2 separate regions of the Mus musculus genome follow, and region 2 is linked to region 1. A link is a contact called in ENCODE Hi-C or POLR2A ChIA-PET data. All regions are on one chromosome and are shown on one strand. Each heading gives the region's core, a stretch centred on a gene start or an enhancer-like site at or near the end of the contact. The rest is flanking DNA. Distances are from core to core; before and after follow the strand shown. Region 1 overlaps Erc2 (ELKS/RAB6-interacting/CAST family member 2). Region 2 holds the start of Wnt5a (wingless-type MMTV integration site family, member 5A).

Region 1 (6,128 bases), core at 2,381-4,880:
GCCCAGGGACCTAGAAAGTGACCTTTCCCTCAAGGGAGTCTTCCCCTACGCTTTGCAAATGCCGGTGACTAACCATTGTCACCAGTTCATTTCTGACAAGGTGCCGAAGACAGGAAACTGAGGGATGAGAAGTTGGAAGAGGAATGGAAGCCAAGGCCAGAAAGAGCTTTATATGTGTGGGGGGAGAGGGGAGGAGGACAAAACTAGGCCAGCAACTGGATAGTCAGTGAGGTAGGAGGCTTGCTAACAACTCTTTCTCCATCTCCCATTTTGGCTCAGAATTGAGAAGAAACGTGGGCGCTTCTGCTTCTCCCCCCACACACACACACGCCCCCCCCCACACACACACACCATAGAAGAAGCCAGGGACTAGAGGCACATCAATGCCAAGGAGATCTGATCAGGCTCACAAGCAGGTCTAGGTTCTATCACCAGAGGCAACATTGCCCTGGAACTTGGCCTTCACTTCTCTGAATCCGTACTATCCCATGAGGGATTCCAGGTGTCAACCATGCTGATATAGGATGATACTGGATGATATAGAGTGGGAATGGAGTGGCATGAACTAGTCAGCTCTGGGGGTGGGGGTGGCATTGAGGAGGTGTGTCAAATAGAATTAAATGATAGGAACCTTTGCATCTCCAAGGGCTTAGTTTGAGTCTGGTTCAGTTACAGCTGTGTGGTCGTCAAGTCACCCCTAGCTTTTCTGGACTTCAGGTTCATTCCTCTGTCAAAAGACCTTTGCCTGGGGTCAGAAATGAAACAGTCTGGTCAGCCACAGCCAGTCTTCTCCTGCTCTTCAGATCTTCCTTTGCAGCTGGATTCTCGTGGGGATGCGGGGTGGGAGAGCATTTAGTGCCAGGCTCCTTTCCCTTTCCTTGTGCTGAGCCCTGGGTAGAGACTGAGAGGCCCTTGGGTCAAAGCTGTCTGGAGGATGGATGGAGCTAATGGGGACCTCCTTGGGCCAGGGCTCATGCCCTGCATACAGAAACAGGGGCAACATGTCTGAGAATCCCAGGTGTGTATAGGTGACATCTCATAGTGTCATCTAGCATAGCCACTCAGCATGGTTGCAGATTAACCACTCAGTCTGTTGTTTCAGCATCCAAAGTTCTAGATACACCAGTGCAGGTCCCCTGGAGACTCAAGGCAATTGGGCTCTGTTCGCCAAGCCCTGGCATCTCTACAACCACACAAGTTACCACACTTCAGGGGAGTGGAGCATCCTCTAGGTCCTTTTTCTGAACTCTGAGCTCACAGACAGTGCAGTTCCCTACCCCCAACTTCTGTCTAACTCTCAGTACATAGAGGCAATGTCCAGAACCAGTAGAGGCTTGGGCCTATGACTCACTCCTATGCCCAGCACTGAAAAATAAGAGGACGGGAGATTTGAACCACAGCTCTTGTTCTTCCTAAGGCTACGGGCATCTTCCTTGGCTCCCTGGCCTGGGATCATCCCCCTCCTCTCCTGTGTTTCACGACTAGGCTTTCTGCTCCTTGGCAGAGGTCCATTCTGTGCAGCCCCTCCAAAGGCCATGAGACTTAGCAGGTGAAAGTCTGATTCAGGACAGTGCTCATGGGGATTCTGGCAAAGGGACCTCCTGACAGATTTTATCAGGAGCTTGAGGGAAACAGCAGACACCACAGGATTTGAGTGAAGCTTGAGGTATTGGGCAGTTTAGATCCACATACCATAGAGCTATGTCGCTCCCAGTTAGTCAGTTTTGCTTGACAGTTGAATATCTCTGCATCAGTTAGATGGGAATATCTGACTCTTGAGAGTTCTTCTACGGTTGGGAGAAATACATGCGCAGTCCTTGGCCTGTGTAAGAAGAACTGTAAGGAGCTGCCCATCACAGCAGCAATCATTATTGTTAACGAGGCAGTGTCTAGCCTAGGCCCAAATGCCAATATAAATGAGTATATCCCCCCATTTCTAATATGCCCCTTGTATTAATTAGTAGGCCTCTGCTGTTGACAATGAATGGTTCATTGAACACACTGATCAAAAGTTAGCTGCCTTCTCCTTTCAGAGCAGTGGAGAAGTCAAGTCAGACCACCCAGGAGTAAGGAAACCGTGGGCCTTCCTCACTGCCAAAAGCTTGTTGACAGACCCATTACTTCGACTGTGGTGTATACCAGAATGCTCTCTCTCCTTGCATGGTGACACTCAGGTACAAAGCAAGACAGGAACTGAGGGCTCAGGAAAGTCCAGCAAGCTGACTGGTAAGGGAAACCTTCTTCCCTGTCAAGGAGGAAGACAGATCGAGGCTAGATACATGGAGGAAGGACTAATAAAAAGAATAAAGACCACATGGGGAGGACCTGTGGGTCTTCCGACTACCCTTCCACCCCGCTCATGCATGCCTCCAGCAGGCTGTGACATTGCTGCTGGGCCCATCCTGCAGCCCCCGTGTCCTGACTCTCGAGCATCTGTTGCTCTTCACTGCATCCTTCCAGATGCAGAGGCATGCGAGGAATTGAGTGAATCGTAAAGTTAGACGAGTATCTTAATGGCTGACATTTATTGAGTGCCTGCTATTGCCCAGCTCTGTGCAGAAAGCCTCCTCTCAGGCAGTTCTCTGGTAGTCCTGTCCATGCAGCCATAGTAACACCAGTGCCCATTTGACAGATGAGCCAACTGAGGCCCAGAGAAAAGGAGTTACTTATAGCTAACAAGCAGTAGAGATAAGTGTGGGTCTGTCTGAGGCTCAAACCTGTTCCTCACCATGCCGTATCCTGTGATTCTATAATGCCCCCAAAGTCTTCACTTTGGGATAAGGGGATCAGTGGAGAAGAAATGATTCAGGTAGAGAATGTACGGACAGAAGTGGGGCTTTATTTGGCAGTCAGCTGGTGTCTGTCAGTCCAGCCTGCTTCAGGGACTGTTTGTTCCCTTTTGTGAGCTTCAGAGAAGTTAATCAATGTGATCAAAGTCATACCGTCTAAATATAAAAGGAATTTTCATAGGTCCTATGGTTTTCTTAGCTTCTGGGGGAAGCTTGCGATTTTGATGCTGTTTGAGCTGAAAAAACAGAGCTGAGGAGGCCCCCAGGGTCAGACACCTCACTATAACGAGGGAAGCAGAGACCCCCAGTTCATCTTTGGAACACTTAACAGGACATTTGTGGGGGGTAATGGATGGGCTTTTAAAGTTAGAAAGCAGATATTTAAACCCAACTCACCCTCCACTGAGGGAGTTTAGGCAAGTCATTTCACCCCGTCAGATTCCATGCTGCTGTCTTAGTAAGGAGGATGGCGACTCCGCTACAGGGCTGTTGGCACTGGTTGTAGCACACACAATATTCCTCGTGGCAGCCGGTGTGGAATGATGGCTGGGTTTATTGTTTTCTAGATGATTCCAAATACCTCAACCCAAGTGTCAGAAACTAGCCAAGGGAGTAATTTAAGCATGGGGTTGCTTCAACCTTTTCTCTCTGATGCCTGCAGGGCAGTGGAGGGACAGACCTGAGGAAAGCCATGTTCCCTCAGCAATCGAATCCTTACTTCAGGTACCCAGCCTCTTGCTGGCTCTGTGTGAACACCTCACTCACCCTCCTCGGACCAGAGGCCCAGGTCCCTACGAATGGGTGACAAAACCTGCCTGGCCTCCCCACCCTCCAAGTCATTTCTGAAGCAGTGCCAGGACTGAGCCATAAAAGGCTAGGCTCCCTGGCTGTGGTCTTTGTTCTTCTGAGCTGGAATGTCTCACAGTGACAGGCAGTGAGGAAAAGCCCTTCAGTGTCCCAGTGCCACCTCCCTTCAGCAGCTCCATCAGTCTCGCCTTCCTGGGTTGCACACCCCGCTGGCGACAGCGGCTGGAAGATCAGTGTTCCCCGGGGTTAGAGAGGGACCACCTGAATTTCCACCTACTGGGTGGCCAGCTGTTGACATTCTCTCTTGGGAAAGGAAGAGACCTGGGGAAAACAATAGCCAGGATGCTGCTGTGGAATTGTGTGTGTGAGGGATAGGCCTCTCAATTCTCAAGCCATGGAGGTTATTAACTGAGGGCCTACTATGTGTGTAGTAGTGGTGGTAGAGGTTCAGTTTGTGGATTTTATTATTATTCAGATGTGCTGAGGCCAGCATACCAGAAGACAACAAGGACCACTGAAAAGATACTTTGTTCTTCAAAGTCCCAAAAGGAGGAGCCTCAGCATGGGGTACAGAGGCCACCTGGGAAGGGCCAGTGATCAGAAAGCAGAGGGAGCCAGGAAAAACATGGCAAGAACCTTTGTAGTGGTTTCTGTGGGGCAGGCAAGCCAAGCCAGGGATTAACTCATTGGAATAGTTTCATGGCTTCTCCAGGCAGAGAGACTCTTCTAGCTATCTAGTACCTGGTCCAAGGTCACTGGGAGAGGGAAAGATTGTTCTGGGTGTAAGATCCCCACATAGCCCCTTCCCCACAAAAGAAATGTCTTAGGTATGGGCTGTGCATGGATTGCTTAACAGTAAAAGGTAACCCCTGAGGCCGGATTGTCCCAAGTCAATCTCTAGGAAATGTTTATCCCTTAAGGCACAGTTTCTCCAGCCATTGAAGCCTCAGATGCTATAGCATCCAAATAGAAAGGTATATAATAAAGCTAGACCCTGAGTCCTTAGTACACGAAACCCACCAGATCCCTGTGTCAAAAAGCTTTCCTCTCAGCAAGGAAGGAAACAGCAAACTGCCGAGTATTTTCAACTGTGCTGAGGGATCAAACTGGAAAGGGGGAACAGTTATCCCTGGTGATTCGAGAAAAGCCTACAGCTATAAGTGGGGATGGAGATCAGAGCATCTTTTCCCATTACTGATGCTGGTTAAAGTTGACTCCGTGAATTCAGAGCTGGAGCACGTCAAAAGTATGAGGAACACAAAGCAATTATCAGGTTCATGCAAGGGGAAAGGCCAGCGTGGAGAAAGGGCAGAGAAGAAAGGAAAGCACCAAGGTCTGGAAGTTTCCTTGAACTTCCTAATCACCTTCAAGGCCTGGTGGCTTATCTGACCATAGACCATCTGTTCTGCCCTGGAGTTAGAGCATGGTATTGGCAGAGCCCTTTGAAACCTTTGAACGCAGGGCCCCATAATGGCTGCCCCTGCCCCTCTCAGCATCAGCAGCCCTGTGCCACCTTCTGCACTCACCTTCTGGTCCCAGACCATTTGGAAACCATCTGGAACTCATTATGAAAATCAAGCTTGGTTTCGGCATGAGCAAGTAAGGAAAGCTGTAACTGCAAGATAAGAAAAGACTGGGACTTTGCTTCTGACCACACTCTCAACTGGGTTCCTTCGTGGGGTCTGTCCCAGCCTTCATCTACTGCCCTTCCTCCCCGCTGCCACATGGGAACAGAGTACCTGGAGGAAATCCCTCTGGCAGGAGTAAATTAAATAGGGGAGGGGGCGGATGAGGGGGTGGAGATGGGCATTAGTCCTCGGGAGGAAAAAGATGGTTCTCTGCATGCAAGAGATGGAGCCACCATGAGAAGCATCCCCCAGGAGGCTTGCTGATTGTCTGTCTCTTTCTGTCCCCCCAAACTAAGGCCACTAGAGAATGATAATCAAGCCCAATTCATTACATGTCGTGTCAATTTTTTTGAAAAAGATGAATAGTGAAATGTTTTTAAATTCTTTGCCTAATTGAAATCAATGTTTATATGATTTGCCAAAGTTTTAAAAAATGTGTGTGACGGGCTGAAAATGTTAGCTCAAGGAGAGGTTCAGGCGCAGCAGATGCAAAAACATCGAAAATCATTCATCTAATTTAATTGTCAAGTTGTGCCAAAAATGCTAACGTGATATCTTTGAAGAGTAATTGGTACAAAGAATATCCTCAAAGAGAAGTATTTCCACACCCATCTGGCTCGTATCTCCCCCCCCCCCTTGTTGGCAGAGCCCCGTGCGCTCCATCCCTTCCCCTCTGCACAGGCACCCAGCTCCCTCTGCAGCCTTTTCAGCCACCAATGATCATCCTATGGAAAGGAACTCGAATTCTTTCTTTAGATGTAGTCCAAGATATTCGTGGAAGAATTCTTAATCCTCTGTTTCTACCAAATATGGCCTTTGCAAGTGTCTGCTTGACCTGGTAAGCCGGGGAATTGTGGCTTGCTCCACTCGGAGACAAGAGCACCTGCTCTCACAAAAGGAGAAT
Region 2 (6,128 bases), core at 1,129-3,628, 88 kb after region 1:
AAACAAAACAAAACAAAACAAACAAAAACAACAACAACAAAAACAAAAAACAAAACAAAACAAAAAACCCACCTCACTTTTCCCCCTCAAGTGCGCAGATCTAAAGCTACATGAAAAATTGTGAAATGCCTGAGATTGATAAGGGATGTAAGCCTAGAGAGGACTGGAGGGAAAGTGGCCCAAGGTTTTGAGTACCTCTGGCTTTCCTAGAGACTACAAGCATCCTTAGCAAAGGAAGTCCAGTGGGGATGGCCTGAATCCATCCATCTGTCCCAGTTTACACTTCCAGCAAAAACACCAGGGGTGCAGTGATGGGAGGCTGTCAGTCAGTGGGGACACATGTGGCTGGGTCAGTGGAGGAACAGTCACATCCATGGAGCTGAACTTGTGGCTTATGCATGCTCTAGGGCGCGCTGCTGGGCATGGGGTAAGGCACAGGGTAGCAAACACAAACTGTCAAAGGCAAGCCAGTGGATGAAGACAACTGACTCTGGTGAGTGAGTGGAGTGTGTGTGTGTGTGTGTGTTTAATATGTGTGTGGTATGTGTGTGTGTGGTATGGTACATGTGTGGTGTTGTGTGTGTGTAGTGTGTATGTGGTATGTGTACATGTATGTGTGTAGGGTGTATGTGGTATGTAGGGGGTGGGGAGTGGCAGTGTGTGTTTGTAGTGTGTGTAGTGGTGTGTGTGTGTGTGTCTGTGTGTGTCTGTGTGTGTGTTTACCTTCTACCCTTGAACGTTGGAAGATGGGAAAGATGGAGAAAAGAATTGCACTAACCCATGAGACATTGTTTGAGCATGCCACCTGTGGCATACCGGAGGATAGGGTGGTGCTTATCCATCCACTCTATCCAATCGAAGTCCTAACAATTTCAGCTATCTAGAGGTGTCTAGAAGTTCTGGAGTCTGGATCCCCGGTTCACCTAAACTTCACAGTCTTCTCACCCTGAGAGCCACCACCTAGATCCATATCGGCAGCATGACCTCTACTCTTGCCTGGCCACGTTGGGGTGAGGAACAGTCCTGTCTAGCAAACCTCTGACACCAGGGACTTTGCAAGATGCACGAGCCCACTCTACCCTCCAAGCCCGGGCTTTAAGCCCAGGGCGCAAGGAGACATCCCAACCCAACCAGGATCCATGTCAGTGAGGTCCTTTCTGTAGAGGTGCCAGTAAATGCAGTTGGGGACAGTTGAGCCAAGGGGTCCGGATCGGAAAGTTGAGGTTCAGACCCCCAAACGGGTCGACGGCTTTGGAAGAAGCTGAGCCGATCAGGAGGCAGGCAGGCAACAGCAGTGAAATGAACCTCGTTATACAGATGCCTGGGGGATGGGGAGCCTTGAGGAGGGGGCCCAAGGGGGAGCGTACCCCGCCTCCAGGCACCCTGTCCCGTAGTACAGCTTTAAAATCCTGAGAAGTTTGTCATAGGACAGCCTCATCACGCATGCGCATAGGCAAAGTTGACTTTTTTTTTCTCTCCCCCCCCCACCCCCCTTTGCCTCTCCAGCCGTGTTTGGTTCTGCAACTTTAAAAATATTTTTTTTTCGCTGAGAACACCAAGGGAAAGAGGAGTCTGGAGAGAGGGAGGGCGAAAGTGAGGGAGCTGGTCAGGAGGGCCGGGGGTGGGGGGCACGCGGTCCCCTCGCTGGGCCAGTCAGTCTGTGGGGCACCGCATCGCTTGGAAAGTTGCTGCAGGCTCCGAGGCACCGCCTCCGCCGTCCGGAGTCCGGATTGTGCGGCCGCTGCATTGCCATCTCCTTCCGCGGCCTCCGCCGGGCCCCACGACCGCCCCTCGGACCCCGGCCGCGACCGAGGAGGTGGGCAGCCTCGGCCGCCATGGACCTCTGGAGTTGAGTCGCCACCGCGGAGCTCTGCGCCCTCCGTCCTCTCGCTCTGTTCTCTCTGGAAAGGCGGGGGGGTGGAAAGAAGAAGGTTAACCCGAAGAAAGGAAGAAAGAAAGAAGGGGACCAGAAGGGGGAAGCCAACGTTCCCCCACAGGCTAGCTGTCCATCAACCGCTCAAGCCACCAAGCGGCAGAAAGTTCAGGGCTGCCTTGAACCCATTTTCTTTGCGCCTGGTTTTTGCCAGACTCTAAAATGAAAGGACAAAATTTGGCGCTGACTCTTGCAGCTCTGATGGCGACTTGTGCGATTTCAGCGGCATCTCCCGGAGAAAAAACCATGCGTGCCTGATTGTTCTGTGGTCCCATAGCCGCCGCCGCTGCTGCTGCTCTGTGTGTGTGTGTGTGTGTCTGTGTGTGTGTGTGAGCGCGTGTCTCTGTGTCTGCGTGTGTGTGCGTTTGTGTGTGTGTATGTGTGTGTGTTTGGGTGTGTGTCTGTGTGTACACAGAGGTTCACTAGCTAACTCAGCTGCAGGAGCAGTCCCTGGAAGCAGACGTTTCGGCCACAGACCCAGAGAGGAGGAGCTGACAATCAGGAGGCGTGAGCCGCCTGGAGTCTGCAGAATTCGTGGTGTGAATGAACTGGGGGCATCTTGGGCACAGGGATTGCCCCCCCTCCTTCCCCGCCTCGGGCCACAGTTGAGTAGTGGGGCATTTTTTTTCACCTTCTTGTGAAGAATTTTTTTTATTATTTGTTGTAAAGTCTTTTGCACAATCACGCCCACATTTGGGGTTGGAAAGCCCTAATTACCGCCGTCGCTGATGGACGTTAGAGAGGGAGCGCCTCGCCGCGGAACAGTCGCCTGCGCGCCCTCGTCGGACCCGCGGCTCCTGCACTGTGTCCCCGCTCGGCCCTGCGCTTGCTGCTCGCCCGCGCGCGCCGGCGCCCTCTCGGTTCCTGGGCACATTTCCACGCTATACCAACTCCTCTGCCCGAGTCCGGGCGCCAGTGCTCGCTTCCGCTCCGGGTCGCTGCGCCCACCCGACGCGCCCAGGAGGACTCCGCAGCCCTGCTTTGGATTGTCCCCCAAGGCTTAACCCCGACGCTTCGCTTGAATTCCTCGGCCGCCTTCGCTCGGGTGGCGACTTCCTCTCCGTGCCCCCTCCCCCTCGCCATGAAGGTAAGTGTTCTGTGCGCACGGACGCTCCCTACTTTTTCCCCCCCTTTTCAAAGTTAACTGAACTCTTTCAATCTATCCCTATCCTCTCCATTTCTCTAACTGCCTGGAGAAAGCTAAACTCCAATATCGCCGGCAGGGACTCCTATCTTTTCGTCCCTTACCCTGGGGACACTGCCTCTGCGTCCTTGGAGACTTTTTGCACCGGCTATTCTTCAAACCTTTTCAACTATGGAGAAGAGCGAGGGCAGGAAAGACAGTTCGGGTCACAGGCGGCGCGCCTTTTTACCTCGAGAACTGGAGTGTAGTTTTACTACGTGTATTTCAGTGACTGGATAATGATTCGATTCATCAAGTATATATCAAACGCTCATTTCACCGGCACGCGGAGATTGTGTGGCTGAAGCTCTGAGGCCGGATGAGGACTGTGTTAGGAGAAACGGCTGCGAGACTAAGGAAACTAGGGGCCACCTACCCTAGAGCAACGCACACCCCACCCCCAACCTCCGATCAGGGCCCAGTTCCCGGCTCTCCAGGTCGAGTAACCCGAGCGTTCCCGGCCCCTGTGCCTTTAAGAGTGCCTGGCGGGGGGCCAGAGCGCACCCCGCGCGGGGAGCAGGGTCGCGTTATTAGCTTTATTAGCGGCCTCTGGGTGAGCTCAGGTCCTTTACTGCAGCATTGGGGGCGGGGAGTAGTGGTCCTAGTGGCTTTAATCCTGCCCCCTGAGCGGAGTCAACCTAGTGCTTTGGAGACTCTAGGGCCTCTGCGTTTCGAGATCGGGCGGGGGTTAGTTTGTGAACTCGTGTTTGTTTTAATTGTCAGTTGTATGTTAAAGCCGAGTCACACACTCTGAGGGTCACCGAGAGTTCACTTTTACAAAAAAGTTAACGTTTCGTCTTGAAATATAACTAGCAATTTTCCAAACAACTTTTCCTTCGGTTATCCTCCACGCCTCGATAACAATTTCCATTTATACTTCATACCTCTCATTTCCAGCTTTCTAGTAGGGAGTAAGGTGAAGATCGGTACGAAGCTGTTTCCTAAAAGCAAACAACGTTCTTTCTTCAAAGAAAGGGTTTTAAACCCCGGTGCTTCTAAGGCCCTGTTTTACCCTCTATGCCCTGTCCGAGCCACAGCTCCGTGGTCTCACTTTAAATGAACAATTCGCTCCTGGGAAATAACTTGGGTCGGGTGATGAGGTCGTACCTCCTCAGCATCTGCTGTCTTGACGATATTAGCACACCTAGCCAGATTTAATTTCAAGACATTTTCCATCAGGCGAGGCTTTGCGGGGGGGGGGGGGATTTGGAGGAGACAATGTTGTAAGTACCCAGCAATTGAGGAATGGCGGAAAGTAGGGTATGAGAGGACGCGTTGGGACCCTTGCTTTGCTTTGGGGACTTGGGGAGCTGGAGATCAGTTTTTGACAAGCTGGCTTTAGTCTTGGCGGTTCGGCCCTAGATCCTCCAAAGGAGGTCCAGCCCAAGACCCTGGTCTTCCCTTCCAAAGCGCTCCTGTGCACAAGGGGCGCGCTACGTGCCGGCAAAACTCTTGAGCTTTAACGCGGCCTTTCTAACCGGCCGCGCGGTGCCGGCTGCCCCCTGTTGGCCATCTGGAAATAAGGCCTCTCTGAGTCCCAGTCCTTCAACTTTGCACCCCTGGAGACAACTCAGCCCCACTCTTCCCACCAAGACCCTTCTAAGGTCTCCGCCAGGGGACAATCTGTGTTACCCCGAGCTTCAAATAGAAAAGAGCCATAGGTGTAACCCAGCAATGAGGCCTTGGGCAATTTGGACTAAGGATTTCGACCCTTCTGGTCACTGGTGAGGGAGTGTCACAGTACAAGGCCTCGGGTGTGGCCCTGGTTGTCTCACCAATTCTTTCTGTGGTCCTGGATGCTTGTTGTGTTTCCCTCTCTCAGCCTCTGCTTCTTCATCCATTAAACACAGAAACAAAAACAGTGATTTTGTTTTCATTTATGAACTTCGTCTGTAAAAAAAAAAATCCCCTGTAAAGATTGGGAGTGAACCGATCTTTGATTTCTCACTCTCTCTTGGGGCTACACAACTGTTTTAGACAAATGACTCTGTGCTCAGTTACTCGAGGTAATTGTGTGTGGGTCCTTGAGAACCCTGGGGGAACATCGCTGAAGCTTAGGAAAAGAGCCGAAGTTTATCTCCTGGACTATTACTGTTCTCCGATCTCCTGGCAATTCTGGGTCACTCGGGAATTTTTCAGGTTCCTTACCCTGACTGCAGCTCCAGACAACCTCTGGCTTATCTCACTGGCTATTTCTGCCTGCTGCATGTGCTCTGACCACGTGTATTCATGAAGTGGGACAGGTACAGCTCAGCTGGGCCCAGGCCCTAAAGATGGGGAGCAACGCTTCTTTTGTCTACTCCCCCTTAAGCAGACATTGGTCATTTCTTCATTGTCTTCTCTCTGCCATTCTTGAAGCCGGAGAACCAAGTTTGTTCCAGCGACAGAGTTCTTCTCCCTCAAGTTTCTCCATCGGTCTTCTTGGTTCAGAGAAAGAGCAGACTGGAGAACACTGTTCAATTTCCATCTCTTCAAGAACAGAGATCTGGGAGTTTCCCATCTTCCTTTTCGCCACTGGGAGCCTGGGTCACTCTCTTCCGCCTAGTTGGCATCTCTCATCATTTCCACTCTCAGACGTGGGCCCTAAATGTAGAATCTAGCAGAAGGAAATGACCCAACTGGGAAGTAGGGCCACTGCCCCCTACTTCCCGCCCCTGACCCTGGAAAAAGACTCTGTGCCTAGCCGCTCTAGTTGGGAGCTGAGCACTTTTATGTGTGTCCTGTAGCTATGTAGACCGAGGAAATAGTCTTTTCCACCAACTTCCCTCTCTTTCGTGTTGGCACCTTAGATCAGCGCTGCAGCCTGCACCTCTCACCTAGTCCACCCTGAAAGCTTTGAGGTTTCCTTTATGGGGAAGCAGCAGCATCGAGATTCAGCGTCTTTGGCTTCAAGACTCGCAAACGCTTTTCCTTCGCTTCACCCACCCCTGCGCTGCACCTCTTAAAAGCCCGCACCCTCCACTGTACGCCGGGGAACGACAGATGCTCCGGCTTCTCAGCCTGCTTTCCCAA

What was found. A loop is a pair of places that touch in the nucleus more often than their neighbours do. ChIA-PET counts read pairs that join two places held with the same protein, here RNA polymerase II (POLR2A).
Region 2: a map of heart shows a loop between it and region 1 (2.2-fold over the local background). The contact joins the promoter of Wnt5a here to the enhancer-like site in region 1. A Hi-C loop is called at or near these places in 1 of 37 maps with a recorded cell type or tissue (heart). POLR2A ChIA-PET finds 5 or more read pairs at or near these places in 2 of 5 experiments (Patski and embryonic stem cell).

The regions. Positions count from the first base shown.
Region 1 is chr14:28,413,566-28,419,693 of GRCm38, forward strand. The region is part of intron 19 of Erc2 (ELKS/RAB6-interacting/CAST family member 2); the gene reads left to right. Among named protein-coding and RNA genes, the nearest start is that of Gm52097, 35 kb to the left of the region's middle. Within about 2 kb of position 3,631, at least 1 of the 3 ENCODE cell types and tissues checked has a DNase peak (open chromatin) inside an H3K27ac peak, as active enhancers do; it is heart, where a contact is called at or near this core.
Region 2 is chr14:28,503,095-28,509,222 of GRCm38, forward strand. It overlaps Wnt5a (wingless-type MMTV integration site family, member 5A), which reads left to right and starts at 2,379. Exons shown (of 5, transcript NM_009524.4): 1 at 2,379-3,020. The coding sequence starts at 3,015.